Linked DNA regions of Homo sapiens: region 2 is linked to region 1. The links are chromatin loops, found by intact Hi-C in ENCODE. Cell type or tissue: CD14-positive monocyte. All regions are shown on one strand.

Region 1 (2,500 bases):
TAACTGAAGGAAGCCAGTCACAAAAGGTCACATATATATGATTCTATTTATATGAAATTTTTAAAATATGCAACTCCACAGAGACAGAAAGTAGACTAATGGTTGCCTAGGACTATGGGGGTGGTGACATTAGTGGGTGTGGGGAATGGCTGCTTAATGGGCACAGGTTTTCCTTTTGGGGTGATCAAAACGTTTTGAAACTAGATAGAGGTAATGGTTGCACAGCATTGTGAACGTACTAAATGCCACTGAACTATACACTTCAAAATGGCCAACTTATGTTACATGAACTTATATCTCAATTTTTTAAAAAAGGCCAGGCACGGCAGCTCACGCCTGTAATCTCAGCACTTTGGGAGGACAGGGCGGGTGGATCATGAGGTCAGGAGTTCAAGGCCAGCCTGACCAACATGGTGAAACCCCATCTCTACTAAAAATACAAAAATTAGCCAAGTGTGGTGATGTACACCTGTAGTCCCAGCTACTCAGGAGGCTGAGGCAGGAGAATCACTTGAACCCGGGAGGCGGAGGTTGCAATGAGCCGAGATCACGCCACTGCACTTCAGCCTGGATGACAGAGTGAGACTCCATCTCAAAAAAAAAAAAAAAGAGAGAGAAGTCGGACACAGTGGTTCATACCTGTAATCCTCCCAGCACTTTGGGAGGCCAAGGCAGGTGGATCACCTGAGGTCAGGAGTTCAAGACCAGCCTGGCCAACCTGGTGAAACCCCATCTCTACTAAAAATACAAAAATTACCTGGGCATGGTGGTGGGCACCTGTAATCCCAGCTACTCGGGAGGCTGAGGCAGGAGAATCACTTGAATCCGGGAGGTGAAGGTTGCAATGACTGAGCCGAGATCGCACCACTGCACTGCAGCCTGGGTGACTGAACAAGACTCATCTCAAAAAATAAAAATAAAAAAGATTAACACATCCCCTTAGGCTGTCAATTCTTACCGTCTCTGGGACAGAACATTAACCTTTGCTTAACGTGTTTGACAAATTCTGCTGGACAAATGTCACAGGTACCACTGGAATTCAGGGAGTACATTTGTGGACAGACACCTGTGGATGATGGCCACTCCATGCTAATCACCCACATCACAAAGGGTCTCTCTGGACCATCCTGGCCAACATGGTGAAACCCCGTCTCTACTAAAAATACAACAATAAGCCAGGTGTAGTGGCTCATGCCTATAATCCTAGCTACTGGAGAGGCTGAGGCAGGAGAATTGCTTGAACCTGGGAGGCGGAGGTTGCAGTGAGCTGAGGTTGCACCACTGCACACCAGCCTGCCAACAGAGGGAGACTCCATCTCAAAAAAAAAGGGCGGGGTGGGGGGGGGGTCTCTCTAGATGTCCCAGGAAAACAGTGAGGGCTCAGCAGAGATTTTATGAATGAATAAAATGGTATCTCCGATGACATTGGGAGGTAGTGGGGTAAAAGAGAGGAAGGTACAGACAGCGGAAAGCCAGAGCTCCCTGGAGGATCTGGCTGAGAGGCAGAAAATGGCCCTCAGCGCTCTCGGAACGGTCCTTCCAGAAGAACTGATGAAATAGCTACTACGCCAGGCACGTGGCAGGGAAAGCCCAACAGGAAAGGCAAAAGGGAAAACCCAACGCCCCAGCCCTGACACGGGCCTGACTCATGCACACAGAGTGTGTGGTAAGAGAACGCCAAAGAGTCCAATCATGCGGCAAGATGTTCAACCTCACAGTAAGAGAACTGCAAATTCAAACTACAATCAGGCAGCCTGGTGGCTCCCCAAAAAGTTAAACGTAGAGTTGCCATATAACCAGCAATTCCTCTCCTAGGTATAGACCCAAAAGAATTGAAGGTAGGGATTCAAACGGATACTTGTACACTAATGTTCATAGCAACATCATTCACAATAGCCAAAAGGTATAACCAAGTGTCCATCAACAGACGAATGAATAAACAAAATGTGGCAGAGCCATACAACAGAATACTATACAGCCACAAAAAAGAAGGAAACTCTGACTCACACTACAACACAGACGAACCGTGAAGACATACGCTAAGTGAAGCAAGCCAGATACTAAAGGACAAGTGTTGTAAGATTTCAGTTACATGAAGTATCTAGAATAGTCAAATTCAGGCCAGATGCAGTGGTTCGCACCTGTAATCCCAACACCTTGGGAGGCCAAGGCAGGCAGATCACTTGAGGTTAGGAGTTCCAGATAAGCCCGGCCAATATGGTGAAACCCCATCTCTACTAAAAATACAAAAATTAGCCAGGCGTGGTGTTGGGCACCTGTCATCCCAGCTACTCAGGAGGCTGAAGCAGGAGAATCACTTGAACCCGGGAGGCACAGGTTGCAGTGAGGCGAGATTGCGCCACTGCACTCCAGCCTGGGTAACAGAGCAAGACTCCATCTAAAATAAATAAATAAATAAAAAGTGTTTTAAAGGAAAGAAAATACCTGTAACCATGATCGGAGTTATGATGATAAGGCCTAGGATGCTACGGGATCAGAC
Region 2 (2,500 bases), 150 kb after region 1:
GAGGTTACAGTGAGCCAAGATCACACCACTGAAATCCAACTTGGGTAACAGAGCCAGACCTTGTCTCAAAAAAAAAAAAAAAGAAAAAAAAGAAAAAAACAATGCCACATGAGCAACAGTGCTTACATTTCCTGCTTGCTTATCAGTAAGGTTAACTGCTGATGTGCTGTTTCTTGTGTCCAGGTATTGCGCTAGGTGCTGTAGTTGCCTCTGCAGTCCTCAAAGCAACTTTCTGAAATAAACATTGCTTTGCTTCTCTAACCTCTGAGAAGTTAGACTTGTCTAAAACCTCATGGTTAAAAAGTGGCTATGCAGAATTTGAACCTAGCTCTGATGCCAGAGTTGCTCTTAACCCTTCCAGTACCACATAAGAAATGAGAAACTTGGGCCAGGTGTGGTGGCTCATGCCTGTAATCCTAGCACTTTGGGAGGCTGAGGCGGGTGGATCATGAGGTCAAGAGTTCGAGACCAGCCTGGTCAACATGGTGAAACTGTCTCAACTAAAAATACGAAAATTAGCTGGGCATGGTGGCGGGTCCCTGTAATCCCAACTACTCAGGAGGCTGAGGCAGGAGAATCGCCTGAAACTGGAAGGCGGAGGTTGCAGTGAGCCAAGATCGTGCCATTGCACTCCAGGCTGGGCGACGAGCGAAACTCCGTCTCAAAAAAAAAAAAAAAAAAAGAGGAACTTGAGCTATTATGCAAAAATGTTGTGAAATCTCTTTTAGGTCCAACTTGACTTGACTCAGGATGGTTGAGTTGAGACCAACTGTCATTTCAGTGCAGCTGGGAGTGGCCACTTCTCAGAGTCTGTTATCTCCTGACTGTGCAGTGAGTAACACATATGGCCTTGGGTGCTCAGAATTTATTAGTCCATCAACAGAGCTGAAAATACCTGTGAACACCAGGAGGCAGATGCCCCTGTGCTTTGGGCAGAAAGTTTGTGTGGCTAATAGTAAAGAAAAAAATTTTCTGCTTTTGAAGATCAAAGCATGTAAATCAAGGCCTCCCACTTGTTTGTCTGCAACCACAATTGGTAGTAACTGGCTTGAGCAGGTCATGGTTTCCCTTTAGAAGCAGCATAAGTTGCCAGAGTTTTGTGGGCACTTGTGCTTTTTGTCTAAACTTTTTTTTTTTTTTTGAGACAGAGTCTCGCTCTGTTGCCCAGGCCGGAGTGCAGTGGCGTGATCTCAGCTCACTGCAAATTCCACCTCCTGGGTTCATGCCATTCTCCTGCCTCAGCCTCCCAAGTAGCTGGGACTACAGGCACCCGCCACCACGCCCGGCTAATTTTTCTGTATATTTAGTAGAGACGGGGTTTCACTGTGTTAGCCAGGATAGTCTCAATCTCCTGACCTCATGATCCACCCGCCTCTTCCTCCCAAAGTAATCTTTTGATGAGACTCTGGAAATCTTAACATTTCCTCCAAATTGGTAACTTGGTGGTGGCAAGTCTTTAAATCCAGGCCATAGAAGCTAAGCAGTAGGTGCTGGTTTTGTCTAAACTTAAATTCAAAAATTCAGATTTATACAGTCTTAGTTTAAAGCAGTTTAATGTTTACTCTTAGATTTGTGTATTAAGTTTTAGTGGCTTCTTTATAGAAAGAGTACAAAATGCTTGGTGGATTTTTTAGATAGTAGTTTGAAGTAACCCTGGTTTATTAGCCAGATAATAGAAATGTCAGACAACAGAAATGTTTAGTGTAACAGGCTTGATACTTGGAAATTGGCTTGTTTGGCAGAGGGCAAGCATTTCCCCCTGGAATTTGAATTTTTAAACTGGCATGCCTTTCTACCCCCTCCCCCCCCTTTTTTTTTTAAAGACAGAGTCTTGCTGTTGCCCACCCAGGCAGAGTACAGTGGCATGATCATAGCTCACTACAGTCTTAACTTCTGGGCTCAAGCAGCCCTCCCGCCTCAGCCTCCCCAGGAGCTGGCATATAATGCATACCACCATGCCTGGATAATTTTAAACAATTTTTTTTTTTTTTTTTTTTTTTTAGACAGAGTCTTGCTCTGTTGCCCAGGCTGAAGTTCAATGGTGCAATCTTGGCTTATCGCAACCTCCGCTTCCCAGGTTCAAGTGATTCTTCTGCCTTTTCCTCCTGAGTAGCTGGGATCACAGGTGCATACTACACTCCCAGCTAATTTTGTATTTTTAATAGAGACAGGGTTTTACCATGTTGGCCAGGCTGGTCTCAAACTCCTGACCTCGGGTGATTCGCCCGCCTCGGCCTCTCAAAGTGCTGGGGTTACAGGTATGAGCCACTGCACCCAGCCCCATGCTGCTTTAAGTAAATTTTTTAAATAGGTCATGTCATATGGATAAGTCTGCAGTGGAATACAGTGAAGTCTCTTTATCCCATCTTCACAATATGAAAGGATGTCATTTGAGGTGCCATGGTGTCTTCCTTTGTAAACATCAGATTCCCTAGAGGAAGGGACAGAGCCTCTTTTCTAGGTTACTAAGCTGTGATTTGACACAGCAAACATTCCCTTG

Evidence for each region. Hi-C counts contacts between places; a loop is a spot of excess contacts. Peaks named below come from ENCODE experiments on the same cell type or tissue, not always from the same donor. Only the 100,000 strongest peaks of a DNase experiment are listed, where the experiment ranks them.
Region 2: a loop joins it to region 1, with 2.3 times the contacts of the local background. A loop is called at or near these places in 1 of 110 quality-filtered maps.

The regions. Positions count from the first base shown.
Region 1 is chr12:121,275,566-121,278,065 of GRCh38, forward strand. The region is part of intron 1 of CAMKK2 (calcium/calmodulin dependent protein kinase kinase 2); the gene reads right to left. Among named protein-coding and RNA genes, the nearest start is that of CAMKK2, 20 kb to the right of the region's middle. In CD14-positive monocyte, CTCF peaks have their summits at 1,278 and 1,477; DNase peaks (open chromatin) are centred at 1,616 and 2,026; H3K4me3 peaks cover 363 bases; H3K27ac peaks cover 2,500 bases.
Region 2 is chr12:121,424,644-121,427,143 of GRCh38, forward strand. It overlaps a transcript of KDM2B not described here. Among named protein-coding and RNA genes, the nearest start is that of MIR7107, 18 kb to the right of the region's middle. RefSeq lists an enhancer at 867-946. In CD14-positive monocyte, a CTCF peak has its summit at 982; a DNase peak (open chromatin) is centred at 778; H3K27ac peaks cover 2,500 bases.